2 separate regions of the Mus musculus genome follow, and region 2 is linked to region 1. The links are chromatin contacts, found by Hi-C or POLR2A ChIA-PET in ENCODE. All regions are on one chromosome and are shown on one strand. Each heading gives the region's core, a stretch centred on a gene start or an enhancer-like site at or near the end of the contact. The rest is flanking DNA. Distances are from core to core; before and after follow the strand shown. Region 1 holds the start of Tmem35b (transmembrane protein 35B). Region 2 holds the start of Zmym6 (zinc finger, MYM-type 6).

Evidence for each region. A loop is a pair of places that touch in the nucleus more often than their neighbours do. ChIA-PET counts read pairs that join two places held with the same protein, here RNA polymerase II (POLR2A).
Region 2: a map of heart shows a loop between it and region 1 (2.0-fold over the local background). The contact joins the promoter of Zmym6 here to the promoter of Tmem35b in region 1. A Hi-C loop is called at or near these places in 1 of 37 maps with a recorded cell type or tissue (heart). POLR2A ChIA-PET finds 5 or more read pairs at or near these places in 2 of 5 experiments (Patski and embryonic stem cell).

Annotation. Positions count from the first base shown.
Region 1 is chr4:127,123,164-127,129,630 of GRCm38, reverse strand. It overlaps Tmem35b (transmembrane protein 35B), which reads right to left and starts at 3,588. Exons shown (of 3, transcript NM_001099319.2): 1 at 3,438-3,588; 2 at 1,632-1,812; 3 at 1-777. The coding sequence starts at 3,542. The coding sequence ends at 611. It overlaps Zmym6 (zinc finger, MYM-type 6), which reads right to left. Exons shown (of 14, transcript NM_001285885.1): 14 at 5,257-6,467. The coding sequence ends at 5,454.
Region 2 is chr4:127,074,251-127,080,760 of GRCm38, reverse strand. It overlaps Zmym6 (zinc finger, MYM-type 6), which reads right to left and starts at 3,378. Exons shown (of 14, transcript NM_001285885.1): 1 at 2,215-3,378. The coding sequence starts at 2,304.

The DNA of each region.
Region 1 (6,467 bases), core at 2,339-4,838:
TTATTTTATGTGCATAAGTGCTTTGCATACTATGAGCATGTCTGGTGCTCCAAAAGGCCAGGAGAGGGTGCCAGATCCTCTGAAACCAGATGTAGAGGGTTATGAGCCGCCATGAGGATGCTGGGAACTGAACCCAGGCCCTTTGCACAAGCAGCAAGTGCTCCTAGCGCTTCAGCCACTTCTTCATCCTCAGCATGATGAACAGAGTAAAAGCCATGAACATTGATGAAATAAAAACATGAGTCATGTTAAAGAACTCTGGATCTTAACGGTGGACAATAGGCTATACTGTCTCATTTCATTTAAAAAAATATGCATCTTTATATAATCATAGAAAAAGATGGCGAGGCACAGTCACACCAAAACATTGAGAAGATTACTCATGGGGCATTAGAATTTGGAGTGGTTTTAGCTTCTTTCCCACTTACTTCCTGTTTTCATGTCACATGAAAAGTATTAATGCTGCCCTCAAAACAGAGCAACATAGTTATTAGGGGAGACTGAGGCCTAGACAAGACAGCTCTTTTACACTGAATGACTGTGGACCTGACAAAGTGGTAGATGGTGTGCTGTGACTGTTCCTGCCGTGGTAGCTACATGGTCTGAAGACTCAATTGCCGTGTGCAGGAGGAATCTTCTTGCTCGGGCATCTGACCGCTCCCTTAGTACGAGCTAAGAAGTGGCAGGAATCCAGCAGCAGCAGGAGCCCCAGACAGACAGCAGCTGGGACGTAAGTACTCAGTGGCTCTTTCAGAACCACCAGAGTGAAGACAGCCCCTAGAACAGAAAGGAAGACGCCCAGAGGATCCAAGAACTCAGGGATTCTGGCCCAGGCTGACCCATTCCAGCTCACCAACCCCTGACCCCTGACCCCAATTAATCACCCCTCTACACCACTTCCAGGAAGCAGGACAAAGAAATAGAAGCCTCTAGAGCTAATGTATGCCCTGGAGCATGGGAGAGTCAAAGTGGGAAGATTGGGATGTGGAAACTAACTTTCCCTCTCCTCTTTCTTAATAATCCTAAATCTACTGGAGGGATTCAAACTGGGGCTGAAGGGCTTGAGGAAAAAGTGTGTTAATGATCTGAAAATGAGGAAAGCTTTACACACGGAATGTTTTAGTGGCAATAACGTGACCCTGGCCAGGGCACGCAAGTCAGCACAAGGGTGTCTAGCCTTTGCAGCAGCAGCTGACCTGTCTGTACACTGGCATCTCTTGTTGGTGGCACTCCTGAGAAAGTGCCTTCTAGAGAAATCCTCTGCCTCTCCGGTCAAGGGACTCCAGCTTTCCTGCTGGCTGCTCCAGCACCCACAGACACATTATACATTAAGTGGTAACTGCTATTACACACCCTACAGCAGTGAGCATTGATCAGAGAGTAGGAGCTCTTGAGGCCATGCTACATGCTTACCCTGGGACACTGCAGCCACAGACAGCATGGGGAAAGCATGTGACAGTGTTACAGTGTCCAGGATATGGTACAAGGCATTTCAAAAACTCCTGGTCTCAAAATTAGGGAAGCTGTGGCAAAGCAGGAAGTGTTCCCAGTCCCAGAAAAGAGAGGACCGCATAAGGAAAAACCGCTGATTTTTTTCTATCATCCCCAGGAGAGCCCAGTTGCCCCCTTACCCATCATGAGTAGGATCAAGAGCACGTTACTGATCTCCTGTAGCACAGGTGGACCCACGACCAGCAGCAACCCAGCCAGCAGTTCCAGCCATCCCACAGCTGTCTGGTAGCTTATAGGGTCTGGCTGGTAGCCGAACACCTTCAATGGAAACACCTCAGCAAACTGCTCGAACAAGGCTCTCTACGAGTGGTAGGGAACGCCTGTCAGTACTACTTATCAGAAAATGCAGTGCCTGAAGGCACCACCGAGACCTCCTCTGCCTATAACCGGCTCCCTTAACAAAACTGCTACAAGTAGTTTAAGAGCCCGGTAAGGAGGGGCTGACCTTGACCTATAGGGCTGGCTTTTGGAATTAGGAACAGACGTGCCCGTGTGAAAAAGGGCTTCAGGTGTAGTCGGTTTTATGTCCTAACCAGACCTCTCCATAGATGATAACCCAGCTCAAATCCCAGAAGAAGGGAGCAGGGCTTGGCTTTCCCATCTAGGGCCAGGGCCTAGGAAGGGCTACAGATTCTCTTTGTGCCAGGTCTAGTTTCTCTTCTCTCTGAATATCTGCAGGTGGGATGGATAGACTCCTTAGAGAATGACTGACACTTTCCATCTTCTATGCAGGTCCTGATTCTACTGTGGCAGACACAAGGAACAGCTGAGGGGGTGTAACACACCCTACTCAGACCCTTCCCTGGGCCTGCTCCACCCTCAGGACTGTTTCCTGTGGTCCAACAGCAGCCCTGCCTGTCCTACTCTGGCTTCCAAGGAGGGAGCTCCATACTGTCACCTACAGAGCTGCTCCAGAACCCCACAGCTGAATTGAAAGGGGGAAAAAAAGCACGGATTTTAAATTTACACTTTTATGCTGGGCTACAGTGACAGCTATCCTGGAGTGTATGTGGTCCAAGGGCCGCACATGAGACACACCTGCAGAGAGTTTAAGCTGTTTGGCTTTTACCATATCTATCCTAAAGAACCCACCATCTTAGGGAAGAAGAAAGAAGAAAAGAGGAGGAGGAGGGGAGGAGAGGAGGGGAAGAAGAAAGAGGAAAGGAAGAAGAAAAAAGGAGGAAGGGAGGAGAGGAGGAGGAGGAAAAGGAGAAGAAAATCGTAGTAGTACCCAGGCTTGGGAGGTGGCAACAGGGGTCTTCCACAGAGCCTGGCTTCTCTGAGGGTCTGGAAACTGCTGGTAGACCCTCTCGGGATAAGGAACTACAGTCAGTGACTTCTATGCTTCTGTCCCAGGCTGCGTGGGACACTGAGGAGTCTAGTTAGATTGGTCTACTTTGAGCCTTGCTTGAATAGCTGTGTAATGTTTTGGTAAATTACATTTTACCATCATGACTAGTTTCAAGCTTAAAAAAGATTTCTAAGGTAGGTAAGCCGTTAATCCCAGTAGTCTGGAGGTTGGGGTAGGTGGATCTCTGCAAGTTCGAGGCCAGCCACTACACTGAGTGAGCTCCGGGCCAGCCAGCCAGAGGGACACATTCAGAAGACCAGCTCAAACAAACAAACAAAAACCAAATAAAGTAAAATTCTGCCTCCCCAACCTGGAACAATGGGTTGGTGGATGTGGGGTGGAGAGGGGTGCTAGGTCACTTTTTCACTTTGTCTTCCTGGACCTCCTGAGTCCCATCACTTCTCCAACTCTAAATCGGCCTGGGGACAACATGCTCAGCCAGCAGTTAAGTCCCGTGCCCTCCCACCTGGAGAAGGTGTAGAAAATAGGAGGAAAGGCCCAGGCGGCCTCGAGCCCGAAGGCATGAAGCCCCCGGGAACCGAGCACACACTGTCCTTCCCCGGGTGCCGCTCACCATCTGTTGTGACACGGGGGCCGAGACCTGAAAGAGCTTGGCAGCCCCGGTGAGCGCGAAGAAGACGCCAAGCAGAACCCGCAACACGCCTACCCTGAACGACATAGCAGCGCCCGCCTTCCTGGACGACTCTTCCTCCCTACCGGAAGACTACAGTCGGTCCGGCCCGCCCACCCGGTTACGCCCAACTTTCAGCCCCGCCCACTGATGGCCACCTCCGCTAAGACCCGCCCACTGAGGCCTTTCCTTACAGGCTGTACTCATTGTGGAGGGTGCGGAGTATCGGGTGTGTGTCCACGCGATCTGGCCTTCAAACCCACCCGTGCTAGAGGAATCTGACACCACCCAACTCCCTGAGTGTCTCTGGGTCTGCAGCTGTATGGAAGTTGCACAATGGCCTTCAGAAAGTTACTAGAAAATCAGTGAACCCTACAATTAATGAGCAATAAAGCAGTAACTGTAAGTTTTTCTGGTCCACCTATGCCTAAAATACCTGCCCCTCCCATTGCTCAACCAAAAGAAAAATGAGAAAGATATTTAAAGAATCCCTTACTTGGTTGCACTGGCAAACAGAGGACCAATTTTTTCCGGTTGTCGAGTTTTTTAACACACACCCATAAGGAAAATAATAACATTCTAGAAATGATTAAGCAATGTTCAAGGAATTTTCACAACAATTGAAAATTATATAAAACTAACACCTCGGGGTACAAGGGTGAAAGTGTTGACCTGCATCCATTTGTATACCATCTATGGCTGAGCCACTGAATACTATCTGACCTTTCATGAAAGCTGGCTACTGCCACGCATGATGTGCCTGTAATTCCCCAACTAGTGAGGATAAGGCCTGAGGACTGCCCAGAGTTGAATGAACTTCACAGCAAGAACTAGGCTAGTGAGGACTATATCGCAAAGGCCAGTCTCAAAATAAAATAAAATAAAATAATTCCCAAGCCCTGGTCTATGGGTCCAAAAGAAGCCCTATGGTCTCAAACCCTCCCACTGTTCATGCTTACTGGCCACGTACTTGGATCTGCTTCCATCTACATAACTCTCGGAGGGCTGGCGATATGGCTGGTGACTAAAACTGCTCATGTTTTTAAAGTGCACATGCCTACTTGGTCATGCAGGAAGGTACTGGTTGCTGGCCTAACTTAACTCTGTTTTGTCACTTTTTTTCCCCTGAGTCACTTTCTCCTGTGATAGATAACCTTGGAAAGACAAAACTCACCCAAAAGCATAATGACAGTGAAGAAGCAAAGCCAGCTCCAAGCAGCAGCGAGTCTGGCAGAGCAGACCAGGCCTTAAATGGGGCAAATGCCACAGTGATGAGGCTAAAACCAAACTGCTCCCTAAAGTGGGAACCATTTGCAAAACTAGAACTGAAAGAACCATCAATCAGACGACTGTCCTTACCAAGAAGTCCGACTGTCAGGCGCCCAACCCTCCACTGTTCCCTTTTCCTGTGATATTTCAGAGTCCCAGTTAGTCCTTCAAACTAAGGTGGCATTGTGTCCCAGCAGTCAGGAAGCAGAGGTAGTCAGATCTCTGAGTTCTAAGCTAGCCTGGTTGACATGAGTTCCAGGATAGCTAGGGCTATACAGAGAGGCCCTGTCTCAAACAAAACAAAACAAAAACTGCTGAGGTGGGTGGGGTCAATGAATCACAATTTGTTCTTCCCAGCCCAGTCTTGCTCTGCCCTTCACTGCTCACCTCTAACTGGTGTACTGGGACAAGTGGGTTGGCCTGGTCTCTTGGGGAACTCCGTAAACAAGACATTTCCTCTTGAAACTTCAAGAACAATCACCAACATAAAGGCTACATTTTCTCCCTTGTGTTATTAAAATTACATATAATTATGCTCAGTTCCACAATTCTTAAATCCCTGTACAACAAAGGAAAAATATTAAAACATTTAATCACTGAAAATACAGATACATTAGCAAATTGTATTTTAGGATACTTATACAAAATTTAACACAAAATTATACACTCTGATGATAAGCAATACGGATACTACTCTTTCTCCTTTGCTAACTTTTCTATCCTTGGAACTAATGATGTGACTGCCAGTCTTAGGGTGGGACCGCAAGTCCGAAGGTCTCTCTGTTTGGATGCAGTCAAGGCTGAAAAGGTGGCATCGCACAGACAGGTGCTTGAGAAGGGCAGCAGCAGCTTCAATGCCTTTTCATGGAGCTTGGGATAACTTGTCTTTGCATTGACCCAAAACTGTGTGACAGACATTGACTTGTGAACTGACTGAAATCCCGTATCGGCAGATAACACGGCGAGTTTCTCTTCCTCGGAGTCAGTGAGATTGTTACTGTGGTAAGTGGCAAAAGGATCTGTGAGCCACAGGTTTCCGGAACGCAAGTCCTCTTCTGGTGGGTAACAGGCATGGAATATCTGAGAAAGTCCTTCCAGGTGCTCAAAAATGATGCTAGCAATGTTTTTCACACTTACATCTGATGAGTCCAAGAACTCAGAAAACAGAGGGAACATGCCGTAATCATTCTCCTGTGCACGCTTCAACCACATTTTTAGCCTTTTCTGAAATACGTCAACTTTATTATACAAATTGAAAAAAGTAGTCATGGTTCCTTGGAGACTTGAATTTAATTTATTTATAAGTGAAAATATATCTGCTAGATAGGCTAGCTTTGCAATCCATTCCTCATCATGGAAATACCTGGCCAAATCTGAATGCTTTTGATTTAAAAATATTTCAATTTCATGTCTCAGTTCAAATAATCTTGTTAAAATTCTCCCTCTCGACAGCCAGCGTACTTCAGCATTAAGTGGTAAATTCACATGCTCAGATCCCATCTCTTCACACAAAATTGTCAACATTTGTGAATCTGAAGCACTGTTCTTTACAAAGCTTAAAATTTGTGATGACTGCAAAAGAATTTCATGTAAGCATGGAGATAGCTTTTTGGCTGCTAAGTGTTCACGGTGAATGAAACAATGTGTAAATGTCACTGTATTCTTGGCAATTTCTTGAATTTTTGACCTTAAACGAAAATACCT
Region 2 (6,510 bases), core at 2,129-4,628, 49 kb after region 1:
ATAAAATAATTTTAAAATTTAATAAATAAAACAAAATCTGGGGGCTGGAGATATGGCTCAGTGGTTAAGAGCACTGGCTCCTCTTTCAAAGGACATGGGTTCAATTCCCAGCACCCACATGGCAGCTCCCAACTGTCTGTAACTCCAGTTTCACGGGATTTGACACTCTCATACACATAAGCAGGCAGAACACCAATGCACATAAAATAAAAGTAAATAAGTAATTTTTTAACTAGACTCCAAAGGCAGCAGTCCTCGGTGTTTGGAGGGCCACACGAGTAAAGGACTGGTGCAGGACATTCCACATGAAAAATGATAAAATGGGGAAATGGAAATTAGATTCAAAATAAATTTAAAAAGCAGAATCCACATAACTTGGCAAACAAATGGTTACGGGGGATAAGGCAAGAGGAACAATTTACCAGTTAAAGGGAAGGTAAGCATGAGATGAGATGTCAGTAGACTGGAGGCCTCCACCACTCACTCACTCACTTCACACACTGCACACACCACCTTCGAACCTTCTCAGCTCACTGCCAGAGCAGAGCCAGCATGGAACTCACAAGCAAGACAAATCTACCTGGCACTTCTGCCCTGGAATAACCCTGCTGTGAGATGGAGTGAGACATTAAATCTTACTTTTAATGTATTAATTTTCGGTATGCTTAAATAAATACTATTGCTATGTTTCTACAATAAAGTCAGTAACTAAAGATCATAAAACAAAGAACTGCTCAAGAAGGTTAAAGAAAAAAATTATTGCCAAAATAAATGACTCTCTACTCCACAGATTATTTTTGTTTCTAATCTATCTTTAGGGAATAGCCAGAATGATCTTTCCAGATTGTTCTGTTTCATATTACTGTCCCTGCAATGAAAACTTGGCATGGAGGCCCACACCAGTAATTTCAGCACTTGAGAAGCAAAGGCAAGAGGATCAGAAGTTTAAGGTCACCCTGAGCTACTCAGTAAATCTAAGGACAGCCTGGGTTACATGAGACTGTCTCAAAACACACTAACCCTATAATGTCCATTGCTCTTAAAATCAAAATCAAAATTCGTAAGTTTCTGATCTGCTGAATCTTCTTGACTCAAGCTACATATGGAAGGGCATGTTTTCTGAAATCTTACTATCTACGTTTGAACCCTATCTAATGTTTACTAACTGATCCATACACATGCTTAGCTTTTTTGAGTTCTGGCATCCTCATGTGTAAAATAATAGTATCAGAGATGTGAGCGAGATAATGGCACACTCTCAGGCATGCAATGATATTAATAATCACATTAATGCCACATTCTACTATACGATACATATTACACATTACACCATCTATTAGTGTCCCTAATCATCATTACCATTTCTATATTTTTTAAAGACTTATTTATGTACTTGAGTACAGTGCTGCTCACTTCAGACACACCAGAAGAGGGCTTCAGATCCCATTAAAGATGGTTGTCATCCACCATGTCGATTTACTGTAGAGGATTGAACTCAGGACCTCTGGAAGAGAAGCCAGTGCTCTTAACCACTGAGCCATCTCTCCAGCCACTATATTTGTTTCTTTAACAAAAACAAATATCACACTTACCATGACCTTTTCTCATCTAAAGCACTAAAAACCTGATTAACGCACTGTCTAAGCCCTTTTCATCTTGCTTTAAGAGAAAACCACGCAGCAGGGTCATTTAGAAGGAAAGGAAATTTTCTCATAGCTCTGGAGGTTGTGAATTCCAAGACAAGGGGGCTGCATTTAGTCAAGTCTTCTAGTCACATTACAATGTAGCAAAGGGTAGGAGAGTGCCCAAGAAAGAACAAGACAGCAAGCAAAATGCCCAACTGGCTTTTAAAACCAAGCCACTCCTGGTAATGACAGAGCCTGTACTTGGATCTTTACCTCTCAGGGTCACCCTCCAGCAATCACGCTGAAGCAGGAGTAAGTTTCCAATGAATAAAGTTTGGAGGCTCCATTCATTTTGGACTAGCACTGACAATTGCGCACTCACAGCACTGGGAATATACTCTACTACTTAATCGTATATCCCCCAGCCTCCATAGGACTCACCTAACGCATGAAAAAAATTAATCAGTTGGGTTGTATCAACGTATAAACCAGCAACCATTGAGTACCATTCATTTCCAATTCTCCGGAATAATACCAATTCTAACGCTAATAATTTTTAGTATTTTGAAAGTCAAAAGAAAATGCTTACATGAGCATCATCAGGTTCTTCTTTAATTCTGTCCAGAAGCCCTTGTTGTGCCATTGCTTTGTCACATCCACCATCCAAAGGTTCTTTCATTCTAAGTGCTTATGCCGAGTTCTTATCCCATCTAAAACTAAGATGACGCCTAAAACATAATATAAAGGATTGGTACTTGGGTTTTGTTTTCCTTCATACTAACATGTTAATAGCTTCAGGATCGAGCATTTGAGCAACACCCTTCTGGGACTAGGACTAACTGTTCTTTTTGCTCCTGGATTAGCTACCTTCCAATGAGAAAAGTCTTAGACAAGCACTATGGTCTTCACTATATTGGAGGTTGTTGCGATACAGACTGGCTGAACACGCCACAGGAGGACCCTAGCAAGTGGACAGCTGGACTCAGTACTTAATTTCTGATTGTGTGGACACTGACATGTGACTCATGTCTGCTCCAAGTGAGGCCTCACCTTTGCCTCTACCTCAGCCTGCACTAACAATAAGAACCGATTTCTCATCCTAAAGCCACTTCAGAGCCTCAGACGTCATCACAACTAGAACGCTAGGTTCCCATTTAGAGGTGGGCCAACTGGTCATTCTGGAGGCAACTCCCCCTAACGTCTTCCTATAAACCAGTGATTCTCAACATTCATAAACTCGGTTAATGTGGCGACCCCCAACTATAAAATTATTTCGTGGCTCCGTCATAACTGTAATTTTGCTAATTGCGAATTGTAATGTAAATATTTGATATGCGACCCTGTGAGGGTTGAGAATGGCTGCTAGAAACCCCTGTCTGGGCTCTCTTCAGATTCCCAAACGGTAGTACAAATGTAAGCCAAGCTATAAAGGAAACCCTCGCAAAAGGCCTGTCATCAATTCCAGCCAGCCATAGAAACAACAGGTTTTTTAAAACCCTGTTGCGAAGCCGGGTCGAGAACTTTCCACCACTTGCCACAGTTGTAACACTCTACAGGCGCGTATCCCTCCTCTGAATGTCGCAAGCTCTCCGGCGTTCCCGTTCGCAACCAGAATTCCCCAGCCTGTCCCCCAAAGGCCAGAGGAGGAACTCAGTCTCCAACGGAGCGCGCGAGCCGCCAACTGCAGCGAGCCTGAGGATGCTACGGCACCACCGCGGCGCAGCCCGCCGCCGGTCACGTGATGAGCTGCCACTCCGCCCCCGCCAGAAGGGGACGGTCCTGTCACGTGAGGTTACCCAGAACTTCCTGCGGCGCCTAGTCACGTGGAGGGCCACGCCCCGTTTGGGCACGTGGTACGTTGCCCCCTCACAAGCCCACAGGCCTGAGCGGCTTTCTCTAGCCCGGTAGGACACCCGCCTCCAATGAGACGCCAGTCGGAGAATGCACAAAAGCATTCAAGGTCTCAGGTGGGGACCATGACAAATTACTTTACTGGAATCGCCTGAGGAATGGCAACGCAACGCCTTGACAACTGCGCGTGCGCACTCCTATTTATGCGCTAGACCTGAGGTAATTGGACGTTCCCGGCCTTCATTCCCGCCCTCTATTCCCATCATGCCCTAGACCTAGCCGTCCCAGCATTCTCACTTCCGATATGATTGACTTCTTAAAGAGACAGGGCTGTGGAAAAAAAAAACTGGAGGGCTGTAGAGTTGGCCCAGTGGTTAAGAGCACTGACTGCTCTTCCAGAGGTCCTGAGTTCAATTCCCAGCAACCACATGGTGGCTCACAACCATCTGTAATGGAATCCAATACCCTCATCTGGTGTGTCTAAAGACAGCTACAGTGTACTCATATACATAAAATAAATAAAATCTTTAAAAAAAGAAAAGAAAAAGCTGGAAGGAGAAATGGAGGAATGTCAAAGCTCAGAAGTGTTAGATGGAGCTGTATATGCCCTTCTCCATTTTTTAATGTGCATCACAGTTGAGGAACATAGGAGAAAGATGACTAGCGCTCAACCATCTTTCTCTTTTTTGGCCTATAGTCAGGACAAAGTCTCATAGCTCAATAAACCAAGAAAATCCCTCACAGACAAACTCAGATACCTGTCCCCAAGTTGATTCTAAATCCCATCAATTTAATAAGATTAATCATCACATGTGAACCTGAACCCCACTGGAGCTGGACTCCAGCACTTAAGGGGCAAAGATCTAAAATGAGAGAAGGCTGAGCACGAAAGATACTAAAGGGCATGGGAACAGGAGGATTCTGATTTGAGGAGAAGGGTCAACCAAAACAAAATTGTGTGAAAACACCAGAGGAAATCTACCCATACATGGTATTATAAATTATAATCAAATATTAGAGACAGTACACATAGTTTCTATTTAAAATGTATGTTTTTGTTTTCTATTATTTGATAATTTTATGCATGCATATGTGCTTTGATCAAATCCCTTCCCCTGTCCCCTGCCATTCACTCTGCCTTTTCAAACCCACTTGGTCCACTTAGTGATGTCTGCATGTGCATGGGCTTATCTTCTGCAGCATGGGTGTCATCTCATGTCCCATATCCCTGAAGAAAATGGACTAAATATCAAAGCGTTATTGCCGGGCATGGTGGTGCAAGCCTTTAATCCCAGCACTTGGGAGGCAGAGGCAGGCAAATTTCTGAGTTCGAGGCCAGCCTGGTCTACAGAATGAGTTCCAGGTCAGCCAGGGCTACACAGAGAAACCCTGCCTTGAAAAACCAAGTATATATATATATATGTGTGTGTGTGTGTGTGTGTGTGTGTGTGTGTATAATGTTACTAAATTCATGTTTTAAAAATATCTTCTCTGTATGATTGATGAGGTTTGGTTTTTTTTTTTTTTTTTTTTTTTTTTTTTTTTTGGTTTTTCGAGACAGGGTTTCTCTGTATAGCCCTGGCTGTCCTGGAACTCACTTTGTAGACCAGGCTGGCCTCGAACTCAGAAATCCACCTGCCTCTGCCTCTGCCTCCCGAGTGCTGGGATTAAAGGCATGCGCCACCACACCCGGGTTTTGGTTTGGTTTTTTGAGACATGGTTATACTGTGTAGCCCTGCTGTCCTAGAACTCACTCTGTAGTCAGTTGGCATTCACCTGCCTTTACCTCTCAAGTGCTGGGAATAAAGACATGTATCATCACGGCCTGACTGATTGAGTTTTTCTAAAATAAAACATTTGCTTTAAAACCGGTTCAAATTTTTAAACCTCTGAACTGAGGTGGTGAGTGCCTGCAATCTCAGCACTCAGAAGACAGCAGGGCTATCCTTAGCTAAATAACAAGTCTGAAGGCAGCTTGAACTACATGAAATGCTATGATGAAAAAAATCCATGAGTCTTCAGTTTTCTACCTACAGAAAGAAGCTGGCAAAGACTAGTAGAGGAGCTAGAGAGATGGCTCAGCAATTAAGAGCATTTATTCTTGCAGAAGACCTGGGATCTGTTACCAGGACCAACATGGCAGCTTTCAAGCACCTGTAACTCCCGTTTCTGGGGACACAGTGCCCTCTTCTGACATCTGAGGGCAACAGACACACACATGGTACACAGATAAACTTGCAGACAGAAGATTCATAAACTTAAAATTAAAAAAAAATGTTTAAATCTAGCAGACTTCAGTGGGCAGATGGCTTAGTTAGTAAAGTGCTTACTATGTAAGCATAAAGACTTGTGCTCAGACTCTCAGAATGCACATAAAATCTGGGTGTGGCAGCATATACCCCATATCCTATCACTGAGAGTGTACACACAGGAGGATCCTTGGTTCAGTGAGAAACCCTATCTCAAGAAATTAGGTATAGAAGCAATTAAAGAAGAAACCTGTAGTGGCTATTCGTGCTTTTCAACTTGTCTACATCTGGAATTAACAGAAATAAAACAAAACAACCAAAAACTGGGGCACAATTGTGAGGGATTTTTGCTTAATTTGAAGTGGAAAGATCTGCTTATAATCTGGATCCATTTATAATCTGGGAAAATACACCCTTAATTCTGAATTTTTTGAAGTGGGAAGATAAGCCTCTACTGTGGGCCATACCTTCTGTTGGAAGCCTATGTAATGACAAAGAAGAAGGAAACCTTGCTCTTTGCCTGCCTACTTTTGCCTCAATAGTAAGTCCATCCCTACACTGGCATTTAGAGCTTACTACTTCTAGATTCCAGCATATTTGGAAGACTATCTGAGACATCCAGCCTTGTAGATCAAATGACTACTGGATTCTTGGACCTTTAGTTCATAGGCAACTGTTGTTAGATTAGCTGGGCCACAACCTGTAAGTCATTAGAGAGAGAGAGAGAGAGAGAGAGAGAGAGAGAGATCCTTGATTACAAGGTTAAGGCATTTGTTATATAAAAT